Linked DNA regions of Homo sapiens: region 2 is linked to region 1. Evidence: chromatin loops called from intact Hi-C (ENCODE). Cell type or tissue: A673. All regions are shown on one strand.

What was found. A loop is a pair of places that touch in the nucleus more often than their neighbours do. Peaks named below come from ENCODE experiments on the same cell type or tissue, not always from the same donor. Only the 100,000 strongest peaks of a DNase experiment are listed, where the experiment ranks them.
Region 2: it touches region 1 in a loop (4-fold over the local background); 2 of 110 quality-filtered maps call a loop at or near these places.

What each region holds. Positions count from the first base shown.
Region 1 is chr5:59,003,527-59,011,526 of GRCh38, reverse strand. All of the region lies in intron 6 of PDE4D (phosphodiesterase 4D), which reads left to right. Among named protein-coding and RNA genes, the nearest start is that of PDE4D-AS1, 32 kb to the left of the region's middle. RefSeq lists an enhancer at 7,720-8,000. In A673, CTCF peaks have their summits at 3,657 and 3,857 (motif pointing right); a DNase peak (open chromatin) is centred at 3,876.
Region 2 is chr5:58,473,785-58,481,784 of GRCh38, reverse strand. No RefSeq gene overlaps it. Among named protein-coding and RNA genes, the nearest start is that of GAPT, 14 kb to the left of the region's middle. In A673, a CTCF peak has its summit at 3,863 (motif pointing left); no DNase peak of the experiment used is centred here.

The sequences.
Region 1 (8,000 bases):
TGATGGAATTGGCTACTGAAACTTGTGAATGCATCATGTAGTTCTCATGCCATGGTTTTCAGCTCCATCAGGTCATTTAAGGTCTTCTCTATGCTGGTTATTCTAGTTAGCCATTTGTCTAATCTTTTTTCAAGGTTTTTAGCTTCTTTGCGATGGGTTTGAACATCCTCCTTTAGCTCGGAAAAGTTTATTACCCATCGTCTGAAGCCTTCTTCTCTCAGCTTGTCAAAGTCATTCTCTGTCCAGCTTTGTTCCGTTGCTGGTGAGGAGCTGCATTCCTTTGGAGGAGAAGAGGAGCTCTGATTTTTAGAACTTTCAGCTTTTCTGCTCTGGTTTCTCCCCATCTTTGTGGTTTTATCTACCTTTGGTCTTTGATGATGGTGACGTACATATGGGGTTTTGGTGTGGATGCCCTTTCTGTTTGTTAGTTTTCCTTCTAACAGTCAGGACCCTCAGCTGTGGGTCTGTTCGAGTTTGCTGGAGGTCCACTCCAGACCCTGTTTGCCTGGGTATCACCAGCAGAGGCTGCCGAACCGCAAATATTGCAGAACGGCAAATGTAGCTACCTGATCCTTCCTCTGGAAGCTTCATCTCAGAGGGGCATCTGGCTGTATGAGGTGTCAGTTGGCCCCTACTGGGAGGTGCCTCCCAGTTAGGCTACTCGGGGGTCAGGGACCCGCTTGAGGAAGCAGTGTGTCCATTCTCAGATCTCAAACTTCATGCTGGGAGATCCACTACTCTTTTCAAAGCTCAGTTGGAAATGCAGAAATCACCCGTCTTCTGCATCACTCATGCTGGGAGCAGTAGACTGGAGCTGTTCCTATTTGGCCATCTTGGAACCTCCCCCAGCTATACCTACTTTATTGGATTTTTGTGTCTCCATCAGCTGACATGGTACTTACAGCCTAGAATGAGCATACAAAGGATACTCATTCGCTATTCGATGATGACTGACAAACAGTCTCCCAGGATCACCATGAAATAACTAAACTGAGTTTGATTTATTTAAAAATCAGGTCCAGGTAACAAACTGCACCTGTCCCCTTGAATTGATACAAATAAAAATAAAACAAAAAAGGACAATATTTTACTTTATGGAACTTTTTATTACAAAGAATTAAAAAAAAATAAAATAATAATACTTAAAAGAATACTTTGACTATTATTTTATCACCTAAAGGCTTCTCTTATTATTTTATTTTTGGAGACAGAATCTCTGTCACCCCGGCTGGAGTGCAGTGGCGCGATCTCAGCTCACTGCAACTTCTGCCTCCCGGGCTCAAGCAATTCTCCTGCCTCAGCCTCCCGAGTAGCTGGGATTACATGAGTGCACCACCACACCCTGCTAATTTTTTGTATTTTTAGTAGAGACAGGGTTTCACCATATTGCCGAGGCTGATCTCAAACTCCTGAGCTCAGGCAATCTGCCTGCCTCGGCCTCCTAAAGTGCTAGGATTACAGGCATGAGCCACAGCGCCCTGCCAACCTAAAGGCTTTTCACAACTGGGAATTCACTGAATGTTGTATCATTAAAGCTAATGTGGACCTTGGATAACTGTATGCCTGTTTTCTGGGAAATAATGGTGGAGCTCTTTGAAAGGGTAAAAATGGTGTTTTATCATACATAACTATGCCTGAGGTTTTTGTTTTGCATTTATCTTTGGGCAAAGTTGTAAAGTTAAGCAAATCTGGAATTGAAATAATTTGATAACATCAGCTAATATTTTTCAAAGTTAGATTTTTGAGGTATAATTTACATAAGAGTTACTCTTTCTAGAGGTATAGTTGAATGCATTTTCACAAATGTGTACAATTGGATAACCACCACCATAATCTAGATATATAGGTAATGTGTAATTATAATATATATGTACTATATAATATAGGATATTTATACCACCCAAAAAGTTTTCTCTTGCTTTTTATAGTCATTCCCCAAACCCCACGTCCAGTGCTGATTGTCCCTATGGTTTTGCCTTGCCAGAATGAATAATACATTAAAGATATAGCCTTTTGTGAATGGCTTCTTTCACTTACAATACTTTTGAGTTTTGAGTTGAATTATAAGTTTCACTTATAATACATTTTGTGTTATTGCATCTATTGGTAATTTGTTTCATTTTATTGCTTTTTAGTATTTCATTTTTTTCCAGTATGTCATTTTATGGACACAATTTGTTTACCCATTCACCAGTTGACTGATATCTGAACTGTTTCTGGGTTTCTGCTATAGAGAGTTGCTATAAACATTTTCATATAGGTCTTTATATAGACATATGTTTTCATTTCTCATGGGTAGATACTTAGAAGTAGGATTGCTGGGTCATATGGTCACTCTACTTTTTAACTTTATAAGAAACTGTCAAACCTTTTTCCAAAGTTTCTATACCATTTTGCATTCTCACTAGCAATGTATGAGAATTTAATTTGCTCTGCATCCAGGCCAGCATTTTGTATTGTTTGTATTTTGTATTTTATACATTCTAGTAAGTATGTAGTGTGGCATCTCACTGTGGTTTTACTTTTTGTTTCCCTAATGTCTAATGATGGTCATGGATCTTTTCACATGCTTATTGATCTTTTTGATTCTTATGAAGTGTTTGTTTGTTCAAATCTTTTGACCATCTTTTCACTGGATTGTCCTCTTATTGTGTTGTAAAGATTTTTTAAAAAATAATTTCTGGATACAAGTCCTTTATTTGATATGCATTTTGTACATATTCCCTTCTCAAGTCTGTGGCTTGTTGTTCTGTTTTCTTAACAGTTTTTTTCAAAGAGAAATTTGGTAAAGTCCAGTATACCATTTTTTATTTTATGCTTCATGCTTTTGTGGTTTAAGAAATCTTTGCCTAACGCAAGATCACAACTACTTTCTACTGTGTTTTCTTCTAGAAGTTCTTTAGTTTTAGATTTTACATTTAGTTCTATGATTCATTTCAAGTAGATGTTAGTGTGGTGCAGGATAAAGGTTGAAGTTTCTTGTTTTATGAGTGGATGCTCAATTGTTCAAGCATTCTTTGTTGAAAAGAATATCATTTCTCTTTTATAGCTCAAATTTTATTACTTAAAATTATTTTAAGATGCACATATTAAAGTGATATGTGTAAAAGATTATATATTTCTGGAAGCATGCCTATTTACACTAGTTATTATTACTTTAGGAGACAGATATTCTCTTTGTTTAAATTGTTTCCACAAAGCATACCACGAAGTACAGAGGGGACATTAGTAACTATTTTATGATGATTATGGTATTCATTTAGGCCAATTTAAGTGAATTGGAGATCCTAATTTTCTCTATAAGGAGACAATACTTTTTCATACAAGATTATTTTTGTGGAGGCTTCATTTATGTGAAGTTTTTGCACCCATTTATTGTCATGATTATTCTTCAGTGAAACAAAAGTCTGTAGTAGATATGCTGCTGCTGCTGGTTTTAGGTAAATTGACTAAATAGTTATACAAAACTCTGTCTCTACCATATATGAATTCAAACTGTATCAACAATTACAGAATACTATGCTAACATCTAATAAGAGAGTTAGCCCATGTAGAAGAGAAATATAAATACAGCTATCAGATCAGTCTCATGTTATTTCAGCTTCAAGGAGCCTCTTAGCAAAAATGGTTTCCTTTCTCCATACATGTTGCAGGTGTTTACTATTTTAAATGAGACTTTTTTGTTAAAAAAAAATTAAAATAAGATCATTTAGAGAACGATTCTCAGCTTGTTCAGATGATTATTTGGTTTTAAAAAAGCAGCCTGGAGTTCCTCTTAATCTCAAATCTCCATAAAACTTACAAGAGATGTTTTCATTTACTGAAAGGAATAGTTTTTTCTTAATCAAATGTAGAGCCATTATCACTAGAGGGCAGTAAATACAAACAGATTTAGTGGATTTACTGGCACTAACGATGTTTTCAGAATACTAGCATTAATCAAAGAAAGTATAGTTTTTATAATATGAAAATACATGTAACATTCTGTTATGTAAAATATTGGTTATGAATCAATTCTAGATTATTGTCTGCCTCTAAAATATTTTTAAGGCATTTGAAAGCAAAGGGAGGCTGAGAAACACTAGTTTTCTGTGGCTATTCTGTTTAATACTTGAAGTTTAACTTTGCCTCAGAATTCTTCAAGGGACATTTAAAAATTAGATTTGCATTTGTTCAAGCTGAACAGTACTGGATATATGAGAGACCACGTTATATAGATTTGCTTCTTGATTAATAACTACCACGACTTTTAATTTTAAGGTGAAAGGTGTAAAATAAATGTAGATTGATTATAGGATAAAATATTTTCCAATAATGTAAGTCCTACTGCAAACAGTGCTACTGCCTGGAAAACTCCTTATGTTGGAGAGGTCCAAGAGCTAATACACTTATTTTAAACAATATTTCTTAAATATTTCAAACACAGTAATATAATATACAGCTTAGAATTGATTATATTAACGGATCTATTATGTAGGCTCTAGGCTAAATATAAAATAATGCCTGAAATAGTTTTCTTTTTTTGGCAATTTAGAGTACTCTGAAACCAGACAGTCTGGGTTCAAATCCTGGCCCTGTTACTTACTACTGGCTTTGTGACCTTGAGCAAGACAACTTGACCTCTCTGAGCCTTAGTTTCCCCATAATTTAGTTTTGTTTTTCCCTATTCAAAAATGCATCTTTTCTCTCTTGACCTCTGTTACAAAGTCAATAATGACAGCATGTGTTAATGTATCAGCAGTTCAGCTCCATCAGCAGAATTTCAAATATCCTGAAATGTACTGAAATAGTTCAAAAAGATTGTTAATTGCTTGGGTATCTGGTAAGGACTGAGAAAACAAGGAATAGCAGGGAAGTGGCCTCTAGAAATTCTGAGGGGTATTTCTAGGAAAAGTCTGAAAAAGAGAACTAACTGAACATTATGGGAATTTTTTTTTTCTTTTTTGAGACAAGGTCTTGCTCTGTCATCCAGGCTGGAGTACAGTGGTGCAATCATAGCTCACTGCAGCCTTAAACTCCTGGCCTCAAGCCATCCTCCCACCTCAGCACCTCCCACCTCCCACCTCAGTAGTATCTGGAACTACAAGCACATGCCACCACACCTGGCTAATTTTTAAATTTTTTGTAGAGACGGTGGTTTCTCTATGTTGCCCAGGCTGGTCTCGACCTCCTGGCCTCAAGCAATCCTCCCGCATTGGCCTCCCAAAATGTTGGGATTACAGGCATGAGGCACTTCACCAGGCCAAGAAACTATTTTTTCTATTTCAACAAACACACTTGCATATATGTATATAAAATCATTTGGGCATTTGAGAGCAGTGGATTACAGATAAGAAACCTGAGCTCTAGCTGTAACGCTGTCCCTCAAGTTGTGTTGTCAGAACTTTTCTGGACCTCAGTTCCTTGTCTGAATGTGTCGTCATCATTACATCTGCATATGAGGGCAGCTGTGTGTTGTTCACATAGCGCTCCCAAACATAAGCGTGTCTCACTATATGGCAGGGCTGTCTGCCTGTGGGCACCTGCTTCCTCACCCTGTCCAGAGATCTGACCATGGTGATAGTAACCATGATTCTTTAATTCAAGGCACTGTAAAGTTAGCAAAAAGATTGAGGATAAACAAATCCACTCCTAGATTCATACTGTTTATCATAGAGTTTGCATCAGCCTAATTATATGATGAGCTGTCATACACCATTAAGAGCAAGGACTGGGTTTGCATTTCAATCCTGTCACCTATGGAGCAAGTTATTGAATATGTAAGAAGGTCCATCTTTTCATGTTAAAATAGGGATAATATTTATCTTATCAGAATGTTGCCAAGATTAGAAATGAGGTATGTAAAGTTCTTTGTGCATAGTAGGTGCCTAGTAAATGTTGTAACTTATTAAAGTTTCTTCATTAAATTTGGTGAAGCCAAGTCTGACTATAAGAATTGTATCTCTCTGGCTCTATTCAAATTTCTCTTCTAAATTATCTAGATTCTCTCTGCAGATAGCAGCTACCGTGGCAATAGGAAGGAGATTCTAGTCTCCTAGAAATGGAGATTAGGGAAAATGAAATGAATTTTAATTTGGCTCAGAGATTTTTGAAAAGATTTCTTATTCCCTAGAAATATGGAAACTTTCCTTGGTACTTTTTACTCAATATGATTAAATAATCTCCCTTATTGCAGCAAATTAGGGACTTATTTGAATAAGTTAAATCCTTTCACATCCAGCACCTATTAGAATGCCTGGCACATAATAGTTGCCAAATAGAAGTCTGTTGAATGAAGGGACCATCACTCACATTCAGCAGGGAGAAGAGGCTGCAGATTTTAGAGGGAAGGGAAACTGTATGTGTGTTTCTGCATAATGTTTTAAGACAAGGAGTATTATCTACTATATGTAATCTGTTTTAAATGTTTTTGATGATTTTGCTGAGGGTGAAAACCCTTGTCCTTTCCTGTCACCTATAATCAGTATAAAAATATTGATGTTTTGCATCTGCATCAGCCAACAATCTTTTTGTGGCAATAGTACACTACCTTGAGAAATACAGGGACATAATAAGATACTTTTCTGGCCTCAAAGATCCTCCACCCTGGATGAGGAGTCAAAGTTGAAGACAGTTGAAAAAAATAGAACAGTGATTCTTAACACTGGGGAACATTCAGGAAATTTCAGGGGACAGTGACTGGGGAGTACTCCTGGTGCTTGGTGGGCAGAGGCCAGGGAGGCTAGATGTCCTGGGATACATGGGACAGCCTTTCACCAGGGAGGTTTGCTGTGTGTCCCACACAACTTCCAAAAAGTCCCAGCAGCTATTCACATAGGTGAAAAAACAAAATGCATTTATAATTCTCTGAGCCTAGAACCCAACTACTTTTTACGTATAAGTATTAAATATTTTTACATGGTTTTAATCCACACCAAATTTTCTAGTAATGCAGCAATAGTGTATATTGTGAAGATGGCACTTTGTTACATTTGAAACCTTTCAAAGAATCATTCATCATATCAGGAAAAAGGAAAATTTTTCTAACATAACACCCCTGTATTCATTTTCATGCTACTGTTACTTTTGTGGTAATTCTCCCCATAAGAGAAATCATAGCAAACCCTTAGATAGCACTTACTGTTCTAAGAGCCTTATGTATATGCACTAATTTAATCCTCACAACAACCCTGTAAGGTAGAAACTATTATTCTCATTTTCCATGTGAGTAAACTGAAGTATGGGAAATTTAAATAGCTTCCCCAAGGTCACACAGCTAATCAGTTATAGTAGTTTTTGACTACTTTTTAAAATGTAGTTGTGTACAAGTATTTATATTTTGTAGTATTTGATAGAAATTACTCATTTCTCCTTTATTTCACTGATAAGCCATTATACTGATTTTTTTTTTAAATCTATGTAGGGAGTATTTAGCCTATATGTATTCAGTACAGTATTATGAAGGAAGTGTATTTAGGAATTTCATTTCAGGATGAATACTTGTTATAAAAAGTAAAAAGTAACTGAGTCTTAAGTTTGTCAAAGAATAAAATTGATGGATGGATGGATTTTTTTTTTTTTAAAGGAGGGGGAAGGCAGTGAGCCTGACTGCAGAGTGTAATTTGCATTTAAATGACAAGTGGTATGACACTTCCACCTGTTCTTCAGGGAGCCTCACCAAGTATGTTTTGCCTCGAGGCCTTTGCTTTTGCCATTCCTCACTTGGTTTTCCCTTCTCTACCCTACCTCTCACCCCGCAATCCACATGGCTTGTTTCCTTTCTTCAGATCTCCTGGTATACGTCATCTCATCAGAGGGGCTTTCCATGATCACCTTATAGCAACCTCTATCCGTAATCCTTATCCCTTCTTTCTCTCCATTGTGCTTATCACCCCATGACGTATTATGTATTTATTAACTTAGTTTTGGAATATAAGCTGCAGGTGAGAAAGCTTTGTTTCTCTTTCTCAGGCAGTGCCTGACATAGAGTAGGAGCTTAATAAATATTGAATGAAGGGGCA
Region 2 (8,000 bases), 530 kb after region 1:
TGCCCCTCACTGTTACCCCTACGCATGCTGTCACTTCCTGTCACCCCTACACATGCTGCCCCTCACTGTTACCCCTACGCATGCTGTCACTTCCTGTCACCCCTACACAGGCTGCCCCTCACTGTCACCCCTTCACATGCTGTCCCTCATTATCATCCCTATGCATGCTGCCCCTCACTGTCACCTCTAATCATACTATCCCTCATTGTCACCCCTACACATGCTGTCACTCACTGTCACCCCTATACATGCTGTCCTTCACTGTCACCTCTACACAGGCTGTCACTCACTGTCACCCCTACACATGCTGTCCTTCACTGTCACCCCTACACATGCTGCCCCTCACTGTCACCCCTACACATGCTGTCACTCCTACACACATTATCACTTGCTGTCACTCCTGCACATTCTCTCATGCACTGTCAGTTGTACACACATTGTCTCTCACTGTCACCCCTATACACATTGTCACTGACTGTCACCCATACACATGCTCTTACTCACTGTCACCCTACATATACTGTCATTCACTGTCATACCTACACACACTCTCACTGTCACCCCTACACAAATTGTCTCTCACTGTCACCCCATATATATTGTCACACATGGCCACCTTACACACACTGTCACTCCCTGTCACAGCTACACATGCTCTGTCACCACTACACACATTGCCACTCACTGTTACCTCTACACACACTCACTCACTGTCACCTCTAAACATACTGCCACTCACTGTCACCCCTACACATACTCTCACTTCATGCCTATGCCGATTATCATAGTTAGCCCTACACACAAACACGTCACCCCTACACACATTGTCGCTCTCATCTCCGCACATGCTCTCACTGTCACCCTGCACATGCTGGCACTCCCTGTTACCCCACACACACTGATGCTCACTTTCATACCAACTTGTTCCATTTTTATAATAGCTTGTAGCACTATCTAATACTTTGATATTTTGTGTTACTCTTATCCCTCCTAAACTTAGTGCTAAGTTCATGAGAAGATGGGTTATGTCTTTTTTGTTCACTGCTGTCTGATTTATCAGGGTCTGTCATATCATGTAAAAGGGGTTCAATAAATGTTGCTTATTAATAAATGAAAAAATAGGGATTATTCTTGGAGAGTAATCTTGGGCTAAAATAATAGACTTTATGGTGCTAAACATAAATACACATCACACAGCATATGCAGCACTTGTATGTGTATTATATATATACACACAAATATTTACACACATACAAATGTACCTATATAGTTTAGAGAATAACAAATAAGTACACTCAGGTAAAGAAATTGAAAAATCACCACTACTTTGGAAACCCCAATTTGCCCCACCCTATGATGTTCTCATCTTTCGTCTCCAGAGTAACCATCATCTTGGTTTCTTTTTGTTCATCATCCTTGTTCTTTTTAAGAATTTGATCATCTAAGTGTGTGCCTGTAAATTGTTTTGGAAAACTAGAGGGCAAGTGCAGGCTTGGATAGTGTAGAAATGGCAAGATCCCCACTCTTTGATGAGGCTCTCAGGAGAAGTGAATCCACACTGAGCTTTGAGACCAGCTTGTTGAGAAATTACAAAGCCCATTCAGGGGGGCTCCGAGGTCAGCAGAACAGGTGTGGAAAGTGCCATGAGAAATGCACAGCTTGTCAGGAAGCTGGCAGGGCTGTAGTGTGGACCAGACACTGGATGGCTGATGGAGACAAGGTCAGAGCCAGGGGTTGTTTCGTATTTTCTGCTTCTAAGTATGGCCTTTAGGCTTGGTCAAAAAAGAACATTTCTGTGGAATAAAAAGGGCTTTCAGCTGATTCAGGCAGCAGAATGTCAAGACAAGACAATTGTAGGCAAGTATAGGGGCCAGGGTCACTGGGACCTCAGGTTTAAAAAGGGTGCAAAGTTGGCTGGGTGCAGTGGCTCACTCCTGTAATCCCAGCACTTTCAGAGGCCGAGGCAGGTGGATCACTTGAGGTCAGAAGTTCAAGACCAGTCTGGCTAACATGGTGAAATCCCATTTCTACTAAAAATACAAAAAATTAGCTGGGCGTGGTGGCACACACCTGTAATCCCAGGTATTTGGGAGGCTGAGGTAAGAGAATAGCTTGAACCTGGGAAGCGGAGGTTGCAGTGAGCGGAGATGGTGCCATTGCACTCCAGCTTGGGCAACAAAAGCAAAACTCCATCTAAAAAAAAAGGTGCAAAGTTAGCTGGAATAGGGTGCATTATTTCCAACAAAAACTCTCTGATACCCTTTGCTTTGATTGGTTGATTCATTTAATATTTATTTAGTTTTACACTTTGCCTCTAGATTGTCTTTTGGACAGGCTTTATTGCATACATATAAACTCCGTTTGAGTTCTTTTGTTTCAGGGGACAGAGCCACAACTCAAACTGACTTACACAAAGTGGATTTACTGACCTATCTAACTAAAGAGTCTATGTGCTTACTTAGTTTCATTGGCAATCTTTTATTTCTCAAACTGCCTGAAGAGTACATGGGTATTCATTATAATAATCCTCTTGAATATCTGAAATATTTCATAATAAACTAACATAAAACAAACATGAAATGATTGGATCCAGGGTTTCAGAAATGTCATCAGGTCTTGGTCTCTCCTTTTTCTGGTTGGTACCCTTTCCTCTAGGAAGTCCCTACAGCTCCAGGCTCCATACACTGGCAGGATAGTAGCAAGAATGCTTGTCTTCTCTACACTTCCAGAAGTCCTAGAGTTGGTCACTGGCCTGAGTCAGGTTCCAAGCCAACTGTTGGAACATCCTGTGGCTAGAGATGTGTGATGCTCTGATGGGTTGAGCCAGGCTCACACACCCACCCTGAAGCTAAGGAATGAGGCCAACAAGTCCTCCCTACTCCAAAGCATGGTTTGCCAACAGCTAGCAATGACATTTTGACTATAAGAAGGGGAAGGGATGCTGGATAGGAGAAACACAAGTGACCACTTCAATTCTTGAGGGTTGTTTAAAGGGATAAGGGCAAGACAAAGAGTTCCCTTAAGAGAAAGATAATAACTATTTCTCAAGTTGTCTCCCAAATTCTGTTGAGGACCTAAGGCAGCCCCTAAGCAGAATTACTGTCAATAAGTCATAAAGAAGCACTAATATTATCCTATTGGTAGAAGGAAATGGTGGAATTATGCTTTTGTCAATAAAACTAGTATTGATACTCTCCACTGTGACTAAGACTCTCTTCTTGACCAAACTCTCCCCAGGCTTTGTTGGGCCTTTTCTCTACTAGGTACCAGCCTTGGCCTATGCAGACTTGGAACAAACGCTAACAGTTTCTCACAGCTCAAGGCCACATCCCTAGGATGACCCTAGCTGCCCCTTAAAGTGTTGCCTGAAAAAACCTCAAGCTACCAAAAGAATCCACTGTTTGTTCCAGCCAACACCTGAAGATAGAGCCCTTGTCTCCTAGTCTCTGTGGAAGAGTAGGAGCTTAACTTTGATCATGTCAGTAGCAAACTCAGATGGGTTTCACATGGAGCAACTCCCCTTTTCCTGCTTTTTGTAATTTTTTCCCTTTCCTGGCTCTGCTGAGCCTCTGCTCACTCACTCCCTATTCCCTCATTCTCCCTTAAGATGCTGAGTCAACTTTGTGCAAATCAAACTTGACCACAGTTCACACTGGGCTCTTTTCCTCATTGCTATAGTATATTACTGATTAGAAATCTGTCTTTTTCACTTTACTAGTGCCCAGTGTTGTTTATATCACCTGCAGAAAAAAAAAAAAATTACTGTAGAAGTTAAGGGCCAGGTTGCTTTGGGAGCAAATGTTTTAAAACCAAAACTTAAGAGAAGGCTGCCCTCTGCTGCTTAAAAATCTTGGTTTGGCAATGTGTGTGTGTAGTTTTGTTTTTGATTTCTTTCGTTTGTTTTTTACTTTCTCACCCCCTATTTTTGTACATATGCCCAGTTACTAGTGTCTTTGTTATAAACATGATTTCTATGAAGCTGATTTTTAGAAACCATCATACTCTGGACCAATACAACTTAAGCAAGATTGAATGGCTGACCCTTTCAGCTGGTTTGCTTGGCTATGGATAGACTGCCTGAAAGTACTAGTCGATAATTTAAAAGGACATCTCTATAAGCACTTAAGACTGATCAAATGAACTAAAAAACATTGAGTTACTCCATATAAATGCAATAAACTCTTCCTTTACGTTACAGTACCAAGAGAGCTTGCTCGTGACACTGTTTGTCCACACCTCCTTGATCTTTTTCTTTGGTGAGTGTGAGGAGCCTTTATTTAAAAAAAAAATTATTTCTTCCTTTTTCACTATAGAAAACTGGACAAATATAGAAACCTTAAAAGTGAAGTGTTGATAAAATTTCACTTTAAAAACTCACCAGAAAGCTAGGATGAGCAATGATCCTGAAGTGGTCCTCTCTCCAAATCCTCTGTTACGGATTTCTTGGCAAGTTCTTCCAAATAGTCCCTTCACTACTTCTCTGCTCTCCACCCAAATAGCTACTCTCAGCACATGACTTCATTTTGTGCTTTACTGAGAAGATGGTCACCTTGTGGTGGAGGCTCTGGCTTCTTCCTTCCTCTTCAGCTGTCTCCAAACTCCTCTTCTCATTGCCAGCTTCAGAGAACAGCTGTCTTCCTTGTCCCAAAGGTGAATTTTTCTCCTTCTGCCCATTCCCCCAGATCATATTCCTTCAGTAGTCCTCACTCTTCAACATATTGAAGTGCTTTTTCTTTTTTAAGCAGTTATAACCCCAATGATCTTGCTGGATAATATTCTAGATAGAACTCAGTTTTCATCACCATCACTTCCCAACTTTTTGAATGACCTAAATAGACTGTTCACTCTGTCCCACCTACAGAAACTGCATTCACACAGATTAGATTACCCTCTAATTATTGTTCTACTTGACCTCCCTGCAATGTTTTACACTTTACTTCCTGGAGTCTTTCCTGCCATCTCTTCTGGTTTTCTTTTATGCCTCTGACATTTTCTGGTTATTTTCTGTCCCTTCCTATCTTCTGACTCATAGGACTTTACATGTTTTGTTTACTGGACTCCCTAATAAAATACTTTTGAAAATTATGTACCTCTTCACACACTTTTAAGTTGACATGTAGATTTTGTCATAAGATTAAAGAGTGATATGGTTTGGCTGTGTCCCCACCTAAATCTCATCTTGAATTGTAGCTCCTATAATTCCCATGTGTCCTGGGAGGGACCCAGTGGGAGGTAATTGAATCATGAGGGTCGGTATTTTCCATGTTGTTCTTATGATAGTAAATAAGTGTCACAAGATCTGATCTAAAGGGGAGTTCCCCTGCACACACTCTGTTGCTTGCCACCATGTAGGAGATGACTTTGTTCTTCATTTGCCTTCTGCCATGATTCTGGGACCTCCTCAGCCATGTGGAACTGTGAGTCAATTAAACCTCTTTCCTTTATAAATTACCAGTCTCAGGCATGTCTTTATTAGCAATGTGAGAACAAACTAATACAGTAAATTTGTACCAGTAGAGTAGCGTGCTGCTATAAAGATGCCTGAAATGTGGAAGTGACTTTGGAACTGCATAACAGGTAGAGGTTAGAACAGATTGGAGGGCTCAGAAGAAGATAGAAAAATGTGGGAATGTTTGGAACTTCCTAGAGACTTGGAAGGCTCAGAAGATAGGAAGATGTGGGAAAGTTTTGAACTTCCTAGAGACTTGTTGAATGGTTTTGAGCAAAATGCTGATAGTATGGACAACAAGGTCCAGGCTGAGGTGGTCTCAGATGGAACTGAGGAACTTTTTGGGAACTGGAATAAAGGTCATTCTTGCTATGCAAAGAGACTGATGGCATTTTGCCCCTGCCCTAAGATCTGTTGAACTTTGAACCAGAGAGAGATGATTTAGTGTATCTAAAAGACAGTTAGAAATTTCTAACCAGTGAAGCATTCAAGAGAAAGCAGACCACAAAAGTTTGGAAAATTTGCAGCCTAATGATGCAGTAGAGAAGAAAAAAACATTTTCTGAGGAGAAATTCAAGCTGGCTGCAGAAATTTGCATAAGTAGCAAGGAGCTGAATGTTAATCACCAAGACAATGGGGAAAATGTCTCCAGGGCATGTGAGAGACTTTGTAGCAGCCCCTCCCATCAGAGGCCCGGAGGCCTAGGAGGAAAAAATGGTTTCCCAGGCTGGACCCAGGACTCCCTTGCTGTGTGCAACCTAGGGAGTTGATGGCCTGCATCCTAACTGCTCCAGCCACGACTTAAAGGTGCCAAGGTACAGCTTGGGCCGTGGCTTCAGAAGGTGCAAGCCCTAAGCTTTGGCAGCTTCCAAGTGGTGTTGAGCCTGTGGGCACACAGAACTTCTGCCTAGATTTCAGAGGATGTATAGAAACTCCTGGATGTCCAGGCAGAAGTTTGTTGTAGGGGTGGGTCCTCATGAAGAACCTCTGCTAGGGCAATGGGAAGGGAAATGTGGGGTGCAAGTTCCCACACAGAGTCCCTACTGGGGCACTGCCTACTGGAGCTGTGAGAAGATGACCACCATTCTCCAGACCCCAGAATGCAGATCCACTGACAGTTTGCACCATGTGCCTGGAAAAGCTACTGACACTCAATGCCAGATGTGAAAGCAGCCGGCGGGGGAGCTGTTTCCTGCAAAGCCATGGGTGGAGCTGCCCAAGGCTGTGGGAGTAAACCTCTTGCATCAGTGTGACCTGGATGTGAGACATGGAGTCAAAGGAGATCATTTTGGAACTTTAAGGTTTAATGACAGCCATATTGGATTTTGGACTTGCATGGGGCCTGTAGTCCTTTTGTTTTGGAAAATTTCTTCCTTTTGAAATGGCTGTGTTTAACCAATGCCTGTACCCACATTGTATCTAGGAAGTAACTAACTTGCTCATAGGCTCATAGGCAGAAGGGACTTGCCTTGTCTCAGATGAGACTTTGGACTGTGGACTTTTGAGTTAATGGTGAAATGAATTAAGACTTTGGGGGACTGTTAGGAAGGCACGATTGGTTTTGAAATGTGAGGACATGAGATTTGGGAGGGGCCAGGGGTGAAATCAGATGGTTTGGTTGTGTCCCCTCCCAAATCTTATCTTGAATTGTAGCTCCCATAATTCCCACATGTCCTGAGAGGGACCTAGTGGGAGGTAATTGAATCATGGGGGCAGGTCTTTCCTGTGATGTTCTTATGATAGTGAATAAGTCTCACAAGATCTGATGGTTTTATAAAGGAGAGTTCCCTTGCACACACTCTCTTGCCTGCTGCCATGTAAGACATGACTTTGCTCCTCATTTGCCTTCCACCATGATTGTGAGGCCTCCCTAGCCATGTGGAACTGTGAGTCAATTCAACCTGTTTCCTTTATAAATTACCCAGTCTCGGGAATGTCTTTATTAGTAGCTTGAGAACAGACTACTACAAAGAGTAATAAAATATATATCTGATATGGGGAAAATTATATGTGCCTCTTAAATATATTTTGCCCAAAACAATGGAGCTGCACTTTCAATTTATGAACAACTTCCACTATAATTTAATTGACAAACATAACCTTCATTGTCAAACTAATCAATCAGAAAATATGACTTTGTGTTTCAACTCAAACAAATGTGCTAATACCCGTATCTGTGACAACCATCTTGTTGCCAAATTCTGTCTTGAGGGAAAAAAAAAGAAAGGAACAACAACAAAAAAAACCAAAACAAAGAATGAAGCAGGAAGTCTTGCTATAGGTTTGTCACTCAGAGGAAGTAAGACCCATGCACTTTAATATTCCTTAAAGAAACTCTACAGTTTCAAATTTTCCCTTTGTTCTTGGGGCTCAAATGGTGTTTATAGCTAGTGAAAAAATGCACCAGGGAAAAATATTGTATGTTTCAATGAATAGATGGATGAATGGATAGATGGATGAACAGATGGATGGGTGGGTGAAAGGTATGCCCTCCATTTTTTAAATTAAAGAAGGATAATTGTGGAAAATAAATTGGGAAAGGAGAAAAAGC